2 separate regions of the Mus musculus genome follow, and region 1 is linked to region 2. A link is a loop called in an ENCODE intact Hi-C map of the cell type or tissue named here. Cell type or tissue: left cerebral cortex. All regions are shown on one strand.

Region 1 (5,000 bases), 82 kb after region 2:
GCCTCCATGGGAGAGGGAGGTGAGCAGAGAGACTGCCTGAGCGGGGGCGAGGCAATCTTCTGATCTGCCGTTTTGGTCTGGGCTGCCACGGGAAGGGGGACCTTCCCGCATCAAGCAAGGCAGTCAGAACAGTTCTTTAGTGAGACTCTCTTCTCAGGTGATTCAGAAGCCAGACTACAGTGAGCTGGCTGTGTGCGTGGCTGGTAGGAAACAGTGGGCTGACTATGTGCCAGCCGGTAGGGTATAGAATCTGCTGCTTGTTCAGACCTAGACATGACCAGGAAGAAGTTGCGGCAAGGTTTTCAAGATTTTTTTTCCTAAGTAAATCTCCTGAGCAAGAGGACAGGGGAAGGGTCCGGGCAGCGTGGCCTGGGCAATGATAGGGCGGATGAGGAGAGCCTCTGCCTGTTGGTTAGCTTGAGACCAAAGGGTGAAAGTCTTGAAGAAGCACCGTCTCTGGAGTGCATAAGCTTGTATCCTGCAGACAGGAACAGATGTGAGTGGGCAGCTGCCCCAAATACCTGCCTCTTCCTCTGTGTCCACAGGAGGAGGAAGAGAGGAAGGCTCAGGAGGAGCAGGCCCGGCGGGAGCACGAGGAGTACCTGAAACTGAAGGAGGCCTTCGTGGTAGAAGAAGAAGGTGTTAGCGAAACCATGACTGAGGAGCAGGTGGGCCCATCACTCCTGGGAGATCTGTGCCATGAGGGTAGTGTGTGTTAAGTCCGAGGCCGTCCACACCACCTTAGACACTTGGGACTGTGTACTGAGAAGCGAGTCGAGTGCCAGTAAGTGTAGGTCCTTACCTCTTATGAAAGCAGGTGATGGGGTGGGAACAGAAGACAGGCTGCAGGCGGGCAGCATGCGGGGGTGAGCAGGCCTCCAACCAGGGGTGGCACTCACTGCTTTCTCTGCCCTTCAGTCTCACAGCTTCCTGACAGAATTCATCAATTACATCAAGGTAAGAGGCTCAGAGAATTCTGATATCTTTTCCTGCAGGTGAGTATGCGTGCGTCTATGTATATTTTGTATATGTTCTCAGGACCAAGCAGGTGTGTCTATCTCATTCAATGTTGGGTCATGGGCATGGGGTCCAGAAGGGTTGGCTGCTGGTTCTTGGCCAGGAAAGTTCCTTTTCTTCAGACCTGGAAGGTAGAGAAGGACAGAGGTTTGCGTGGGAGCCTCCAATAGCTTCCTAATACTTGACTGACAGTCCCTCTGCTCTTCAGACCCCACGCTCAATGAGTCATCATGTTTTGAAGTCAATTCACATGTGTTTTCTGTCAGCTCTGTCACGCTGAGGTTCCACTGAATCGGAACAAATGCTCTGTGGTCCTGACTGGGAGTTTGGGCCTTCAAGAAGAAGTAGGATAGTGTTTCCATTGCAATCCTGAGCAGTCGGCAGTGTCCCTCCATCCACAGCCACTCCACAGGCTGTCCGGATGCTGCTCTGGGTTGCATAAGCACATCCTGATCCGTTTGCTGCTAAGCAACTTGTCTCCCACAAAGGATGCGAGAAGGGGAGAGGTTTTCAAGTGCAGCTCAGAGGTGCAGAGGCAGCTGAGGGAAGGAGTGCAGAGGGAGCGGGGGCGATACTGGGGGTGGTACCAGGGGCTGCCAAGAAGCTGGGGCTTGCATAATCCTCCCCCACCTCTCCTAAAAGAGAGCAGGGCTTAGATATCTCCCAGCAGCAGTGAGGGACTGGGCTCATGTCTGGGGCCCAGAATCCCTGAGAGGGAGAAGCCATAGCATCTTCCAGAGGGTCCTTTTCCATTAGGTTGTAAGCCTTCTCCTTTGATGAAGCCCACACTCCACCCTGGCACACTGCTCTGAGCGTGACTTCACAATGTCCTGTTGTTGAGAACTATCTGCCTCTACCTGTAGAGTGGGAAGCAGCATAGGTCTAAAATACTTCCTTCACAAGGCCTCCCAGGTAGATTTAGGGGGCAACTTCAATTTTACCCTCATTTCTGCAGGGGCCAGAAGAAAGTTCCTAGGTAGTTCTGGCTCTTGCCTTTGGTGGTTCCCTGGAGAGTCTACTCTTGGTCTTCTCCAAACGCTTGGAGGAAGAAAGAGGACTTCTGAAATTCACTCTATCCACCTTCCTCACGCCAAGGGATCTGACCCTTGAGACAGATTTTCAGAACTGGAGGAGGGTTTCTGCACACAACCCACTTCATGTCAACAGTAAGGATGTCTGTTCTCCTTCCTACCATGGCTAGGAATGTTTGTGCAGGTACACTTTGACTCTAACATTGCCTCGGGCCAGATCCTCAGGAACCAGGCAGCATAGAAGGGGACTCCGGAGAGCCTAGTGCCTGGTTTATGTCACAGGTAGAAGCTGCTGGCCAGATCATTTTGCGCTTGCCCACTCCCTGGCCCGGCTGCCTCTTGATTGTATCCTTCCCAACCCTCCACCCCAACCCCGCACCCCTGCTTGCACATACGGGTTGGCATTCCAACAAGTCACATGCCATATGTAGCTGAGGAGGTGTCACCATGTCATTACTCCCCCAGCTCATTTGCTGTGGAAGATTCACAGAAATGCGAAGGACCGCCTTCTCTCAAATCGTATGCTATATGTGGCAAAGGTGGGGGCAGATGCATGCGTGGACCCAGCTGTGACTCCTTGTGTGAGCTGTTTGGAGCTAAAGTTTCTACTAAGAGTGCAAGAGCAGTCATGAGACACGGCCCAGGACCACAGAGGGAGAACACTGTCACTGTTCACAGGGCTGCTTTGTGTGTGTTTGTATAGTGTGGGTGCTCCCATGTACTGGTGAGCACAGAGATACATATCTGGGGGCCTTCAGGTATTGTTTATTCCTTGGGTACTGTCCACCTTTTTTTTCTTGCAAGGAGGAGTGATGTACTTTGTTTTGCTGTTCTGGGACTCACCATGCAGGCTATCCTAGCTGGCCAGTGAGCCAAATAGACTACCTGTCTACCTTTCCAGCAGTGAGGTTCCAAGTGCGCAGTGCTGCCACACCCAGCTGCTTGCTTGCTTGCTTGCTTGCTTTTGAGACAGGGTCTCACTCCATTGACCAGGCTAGTCTTGAGCTCTCAGCAATCCATCGGCCTCTGCCTCCTGAGTTCGAGCACTGCCACTTCCAGCCACACCCAGCTTCTTTATGTGAGTTCTAGGTATTGGACTCACGTCCTCAGAAGCACAAAAGCACTTGCCTGGCAACCATCTTGCCAGCCTTAGTGATAGTTATTTGGCCATTCCAGGTGAGAGAGGGTTATGCCTCAGACAGTGTGAAGAGGCTGAGTGAAAAGAAGTGTACACCTCTCAGGACAGTGGAGATCGAAGCAGAAGAATGTGAGGCAAACACAAGAGAGAAACAAGTCTCTGGGCCTTGTGAAAGACCTCAGGCCTGTTATCATCTGGTCTGTGTATGTCTGTTTCACCAGATAGGCTTTTAGCTCAGCGGTAGGTACTGACTCTTGTTTACCATTCCTGCAGTTCTTCTTTTTTCCTTTAAATGTGTATGAATGTACAGTCTTGAACTCCTGACCTTCCTGCCTCTTTCTGTCAAATACTGAGGTTACAGATATGCACCACAACACCTGGCTTAGGTAACCATTTTCTATTTTTAAAAACTTGAAAACAAAAGACCAACTTTTGGGCTGGCAAGATGGCTCAGCAGGTACAGATACTTGATGTCAAACCTTAAGATCTGAGTTTAGTCCTTGGATTCACATGGTGATTAGAGAGAACCAACTTCTGGAAGTTGTCCTCTGAGCCCTCTACATGTGTGTTGTTGCACATACACACACACACACATTAATTAATTAATTAATTAATTAATTAGAAAATGTTGGTTTAAAGAAATGGTGTGTGTGTGTGTGTGTGTGTGTGTGTGTGTGTGTGTGTGTGTGTGAATGTAGAATCCAGAAGACAGCTCTGCATATTGTTTCTTAGGTGCCCTCCACCTTTTTTTAAAGATAGGGCATCACACTGTCATAGAGCTGGCCAAGTGGTCTCAGCCTCTCTCTCTCCTCTCCCTTTTATCTGTAGAAGTCCAAGGTTGTGCTTTTGGAAGATCTGGCTTTCCAGATGGGCCTAAGGACTCAGGTAAGCCTGAGAATATGGAATATAGCTACAGGGTCTGTGGCCAGTAGAGAGTAGGAGGCTGGCCTGAAGATGGTAAGTTGTGATGCCCTTTCAGACTGTCCCCAACCAAGAGTGAACAGAGTGTAGGGATTTCTTTACACTCCAGGAATTCTGCATTTCTACAGAGATGAAAAGAACAGGAAAGAAAAAGGAAAGTCAAGTGCTATACTGTCCTGTGACCAGCGCAGCCCAAATCTAGTTACTTCTTGCCAGAGGTTGTCTTGCCATGGGACATCTCCACTATTCCTTTTCCGGCTGGAAGAGAGCTTCCGTCGGGGCTTGGCATTTCCAATGATCAGAGCCCCTTCAGTCAGGACTCCCTCCTAGGAGAACCACAGCCACAGCAGGAGTAGCACCCTAGGGAGAGAGAGGAGAAATGATGGGTCTGTGGGTATGGGAACCACGAAACGAGCTCTGAGACTTGGTTTCCTCACAGGACGCCATAAACCGCATCCAGGACCTGCTGACGGAGGGGACTCTAACAGGTGAGAGCCAAGCCTACAAACAGGCCCTGACCTGTGGGGCTTGAGTGAGCACAGAGGCCTCAGACTTGTTCCAAAGGCAGCCTGGCCTCTCCGGGGCAGGAGGGATACGCAGTGAGGGACACTTAGGAATTGGACTTGGTCACAAGGAAGACCTAGAAGCCTCCGCCTAGCTTTGGAGTGAGGCATGGGAAGAAAGGATTTGTGCAACTCACCCACATGGGCTTTGATGTACCCAGGAAGGCTGACAGGAGATCAGTTATAAAGGAATAGATGGAAATTCTCAGGTTAGGTAGAGAAAGCCCAGGAGGACTCAGTCCTACTACGTGCATGTCCCCACAGGTGTGATTGACGACCGGGGCAAGTTTATCTACATAACCCCAGAGGAACTGGCTGCCGTGGCCAATT
Region 2 (5,000 bases):
GAGACTGTGGTTTGAGTTCCATCACCCGCACTGTGGCTCACAACCATCTACATTACTCTAGTCCAGGAGATCCAATGCCTTTTCTGGCCTCTGAGGGCAGTACACACATGTGGTACCAAACATACAGGCAGAACACCTGTGCAAATAACTGTACATGTTTGGGTTTGGTTTTTTTAATTAGAATGGTGATGTCATTAAAGTGATAGTTGAAGCCAGGTGTGGTAGTGCAAGCCTCTAATCCTAGGAAGCCAAGGCCGGAGGATCAAGAGTTCAAGGCTAGCTTTAGATAGATATGGAGTTCAAGGCCAGCCTGGGTTATGTGAGACACTCTCTAAAAGCATAAATAACAACAAAATAAGGTTAAAAACAATGTTGAAGATGTGGGAATGGAGGTGTTGCAGGTGTTTTGATAATCCATTTGTTTTTTAAATGGTGAGACAACACCGTAGTCAAAGCCAGAACAGTGGCTAGGATCCTGACTGGTAGAACTTCTTGAAGGATGTGGGTCAGCTCATGAGCAGCGTCCCTTCTTCAGGAGAGTCATAGAATACAAAGGAACAAGGACTGTCGTCTGAAGACTTCTCTCAGGCTGTGTCTCTCCCTTCCTGCTGGGCAGTCCTGCCTGCCACCTGCTTGTGCATGCAGTCCACCTGGGAAACTAGACGTAGCCTTTAAAGCATCCTTCAGGCGTCCTCTGTCCCTCAGGCACCACTGCCTTCTGGTCCTGTCACTAGAGAGGAGCATGCTCGTGCAGCCTGCAGTGTTCCTGACACCGCTTCCAGGCTTCCTACTTGTGGAAGGTCATAGTCTCTGAGGACAGGAACCCAGAGAGGCATTTCTGGATCTGAAAAACACTAAACAGAATTGCTTTCCGGTGTCATTTTGAAGCAAACTTGTTTGTGATGATTTTTTCTCTGCACAGACAGTGTCAATTTTCAGCAGTCATCAGATCCCATGTGGATTCCATATCCTGTTATTGCTTTAAAGTGTTCTTTGTTTAAATTCTGTTTTGTTTAGGTCTTCTCTCCCTGGCAACAGCAGGATAACTCAGGGCTTTCTTTAAAAGTGATCCAGGAGGATGGATTATCTGCGGAACAAAAGAGATTGTAAGTGGCTGTCCCCAGTGTTTGTGCTGAATTCCCTAAGCTTTGTGGGTGTGCTTTCTCTGCAGGGTGACTCAACATTATGTAACAGAGGGGTCCTGGCTTCTGAAAGGGCCTATAGTCATGTCACTGCTGCGAGGTGGTAGGTGTGCTGAGGAAACAGAGCGACAGGCAGATGAAGTCCAAGCTGAGGATGTGGCTCAGTTGGGAAAGCACCTGCCTAGCATGCATAAGTGGCATAGTGGCACATTCCTGTCATCCCAGTACTTGAGAGGTAGAGGCGGGAAGATCAGAAGCTCAAGGTCATACTCAGCTATGTAACCAGTTGGAGGCTAGCCTAGGGTACATCATACTCAGCTATGTAACCAGTTGGAGGCTAGCCTAGGGTACTTGAGACCCTGGAAAAGAGTAGAGGGGGAGGAGGAAATCCAGTGATGTCTTTTCGAGGTTTCTGATGCTGTGATAACACCATGACCAAGTCAGTTTACAGAAGGAAAGATTTATTTGGGATTACAATTCTAGAGGGATAAGCGTCCCCAGTGGTGGAGTTGGGCAGCAGGTGGCTAGAACACCAGCTCAGAGCTCACACTTTAAAGTACAGACACGAAGCAGAGAGGGCGATGACACACCTCCTCGAGCAAGACCACTTTCATTATTCTCCCCAACAGCCACCAAATGGGGACTTAGTATTCAGATGCCCAAGACTTTTAGGCGACATCTCTTTCAAACCACTATAACTCAGAATTAAAACCTAAGACCTTGTCAAAAACAAACAAAACAACCAAGGCCAGCCTTGAGTCGGGCAGGCCAGTTGCACTGGCACCAGGCTTTAAGTCAGTACAGTACGACTCTGGCTTGGAGGCCTCAGAACCAGCTGTGTACAGAGCGTTTGCTGCGGGAGGTGCAGTGCTAACCTCAGCCCTTGCTGATCTAGGCACTCCAATGCACAGAAGCTCTTCAGTGCGCTGAGCCCTCCTGCCCAGGACTGGAGCTCCCCAAAACTGCTCTCAGGCAAACTTCCTGAGCTGGACCGGTGAGTTGTATGCATCTGGCTCTAGATGTTTACTGTTTGTGCTTTTGAAATGTAGTTGGATCAACCTCAGTGTTGATCCTTTCTGAGCTTTTATTCCAGCTTCTTACAGAAGCCTGGAGAGGGTAGTCACCTGCCACATACACTTACATATCACAGAAAGAGTAACTCTCTAAGGGTTACGTTTTAGCACTTAGGCAAGACTTTACTAATGTGAGTGGACATGTCAAGCAAGGCTAGTGACAGTGATGTGTCAGTTGTCTCTGTTTTTCTAGGTTTCTCCAGCATTTTGCCATCGGCAGCATTGGTCAGGAGCCTGTGATGCGAGCCCATCTTGTGGGCCTGCTGCAGCAACCTGAGATGAGCCCTGCTCACGAAGTAGAGAGTGACAAGGTGAGGAGTTGACCAAGTGTGTGCTGATTTACAGTGGATACTCTGCAGGCCTGTGTCAGTCACCAGGGCACGGGGGAGCCCTTCCATAAGTGTGTCCCCTCCCTGGATATTCGAGCACCATGTGTGTGTGCAGTGCCCTTGGAAACCAGAAACCTCTGTGACTGGAGTTATAACTCACGTGGGCTCTGATGCGGGTGCCAGGAATCAAACCCAGTTGTTCTGGAAGAACAGCCAGTGCTCTGAACCACTGGCCCATTTCTCTAGCCCTGGGTGTAGGCTTCTTAAGAGTCACCCAGCCAGGTACTTTTATTTAAAGCTCAATATATAAGTATATTGTAGCTGTCTTCAGACACACCAGAAGAGGGCGTCAGATCTCATTATCTCTTTACTGGTAGTTGTGAGCGACCATATAGTTGCTGGGAATTGAACTCAGGACCTCTGGAAGAATAGTCAGGTTCTTAACTGCTGAGCCATCTCTCCAGCCCAAAACTTTTTGAAAAGAGAAAGAAAAACATCCAGGAGACAGGCCTCCCCCGGGCTTTGTTGTTGTAATAACCGTTCTCCTGGGAGTGCAGGATTCTTGTCCTCAGCTACTCGTCCTTGCTCAGTAAATTCTGCAGCTGGCCTTAGAATATCTACCTGAGGGAAAGCTGCTGGCATGCTGTGCTGGTGGAACGCGCCTCTCTTCCTCTAGCAAAGGCTGTGAGAGCTTATCATGCAGGGGAGGCCTGACTCAGCACAGGCAGCCCCCAGGAACACCTGAGCATAACTCCCCTGCTCACCCCACACCAACAGCGCTGGGACAGTTTGTTCCCAGACTGCCTTTCTGTTCTCTAAGAAATGTGTTACAAAACAGTCTCCCCGCATGTCTTCCTTACCAGGAGCAAGTTAGGCTCTCCAAACGCTCTAGATCTGAAGTGGAACAGGGACAGATGCTGTGGGAAAACTTGGTTATTTTTTACATAAATAAATGTTACAAATCCTCACACTTACCCTGGAAGGTCAGTAGGTGTCTTAGCTTGGTCTCTAGTGCTGTGATAAAACACCAGGACCAAAAATAATCAGCTTTCAGCTCTCAGGTCCCACTCCACTGAGGGAAGTCAGAGCAGGAACCTGAAGGCAAGAGTGATACAGAGGCCATGGAGGGGTGCTGCTTAATGGCTTGTTCCTCATGGCTTGCTCAGCCTGCTTTCTTATAGAACCCAGGACCACCTGCCCAGAATTGGCACCTCCCCAGTAGCTGGGCCTTCTATCAATTTGCAGTTAAGAAAATGTCCCATAGATTTGCCTACCCGCCAATCTGATGGAGACATTTTTTCAATTGAGACACCGCTACCCATTTGACCCTCGCTCCTGTCAAGCTGAGAGAAAACTACCGGGGACCTCAGACTTTGCCATTCGCTCTGAACTCCGAGCAGTGGTGCTGAAGCTCACACCCACAAAGCCTTGCTCTGGGCCTGGGTTTCTTTGTCCCCAGCTGAGTTAGAAACCCACATGGCTTTCTTTCCTGTAGGTTGTCATCAGCATTGTAACTGGTCTCCCAGGCTGTCATGCCAGCAAGCTCTGTGCTTTCCTGATCACTCTGCATAAGGAGTATGGCAGGTTAGTAATGGGGTCTACATTTGCTTTGGGGAAAGAGAGCCTGTCCTGGGCCTGCCCTGGTGATGGGAAACATTAGACTTCTACTGGCATTTAGTATGACGCTATTGACACAGCTGGCATCCACTATCTCTTCATTTAGTAGACTGTGTTTACAGGTTAACCAGATCCTCACACCTAGGGTTTTGTCCTGAAAGCTTTCTTTTTATTTGGGGGATAGAATTTTATTACTTTGGGATAGCCTTGAACTTGCTGTAGCTGTGGCTGAAGGTGACCTTGGATTCTTGATCTTTCTGCTTGTATCTTCCAAACATCCAATTTGTGTATGCGTCTCTTATCCTCCCTCCCTCCCTACCTACCTCCCTCCCTCCCTCCCTCTCTCCTTTTCCTTCTCTTCCCTCCCCCTCCATTCTTCTCCCTCTTTTCCCTCTCCTGCTCCCTGTTCCCAGCCTTGCCTCTGTGTCTCTGAGATGATAACCAGAGTGACCTCAGATTGACTGACAGTCCTCTGCTGACTCAGCTTCTGAATGCTGGCATTATTGGCACATGCCACCATTCCTGGTTATTTTAGAATAACTCTAAAGCAGTCTGAATTCTTGCCTTCCCTCTCTGTTTTTCTGTGGTCCCACAGTAGCTCTCTCCATAGTCATTGGCAGCATGTCTTTGAGACTACGGGTTACATTTACATCTGTGACAGGGCTTCTCAGGACCGGGCCATATGTAGCCTTATGCTTAGATTACCTTTGCTGCTTCCAGATGGATGGTATACCGGCAAATCATGGACAGCTCTGAATGTTTCCATGCTGCCCACTTCCAAAAATACCTTTCCAGTGCCCTGGAGGCCCAACAGAACCGTTCTGCCCGCCAGTCAGCTT

The links. A loop is a pair of places that touch in the nucleus more often than their neighbours do. Peaks named below come from ENCODE experiments on the same cell type or tissue, not always from the same donor. Only the 100,000 strongest peaks of a DNase experiment are listed, where the experiment ranks them.
Region 1: it touches region 2 in a loop (9-fold over the local background); 1 of 42 quality-filtered maps calls a loop at or near these places.

The regions. Positions count from the first base shown.
Region 1 is chr2:130,654,257-130,659,256 of GRCm38, reverse strand. It overlaps Ddrgk1 (DDRGK domain containing 1), which reads left to right. Exons shown (of 9, transcript NM_029832.2): 5 at 546-668; 6 at 919-957; 7 at 4,015-4,071; 8 at 4,547-4,595; 9 at 4,935-5,000. Gm52563 (a long non-coding RNA gene) reads right to left here. Exons shown (of 3, transcript XR_003954061.1): 3 at 4,017-4,467. Among named protein-coding and RNA genes, the nearest start is that of Ddrgk1, 7.9 kb to the left of the region's middle. In left cerebral cortex, no CTCF peak of the experiment used is centred here; DNase peaks (open chromatin) are centred at 541, 1,549 and 2,548; H3K27ac peaks cover 4,837 bases.
Region 2 is chr2:130,736,507-130,741,506 of GRCm38, reverse strand. It overlaps 4930402H24Rik (RIKEN cDNA 4930402H24 gene), which reads left to right. Exons shown (of 37, transcript NM_029432.2): 23 at 1,018-1,106; 24 at 2,038-2,136; 25 at 2,409-2,526; 26 at 4,040-4,128; 27 at 4,882-5,000. Among named protein-coding and RNA genes, the nearest start is that of Slc4a11, 41 kb to the right of the region's middle. In left cerebral cortex, CTCF peaks have their summits at 1,614 and 2,892 (motif pointing right); DNase peaks (open chromatin) are centred at 1,190 and 3,326; H3K27ac peaks cover 3,868 bases.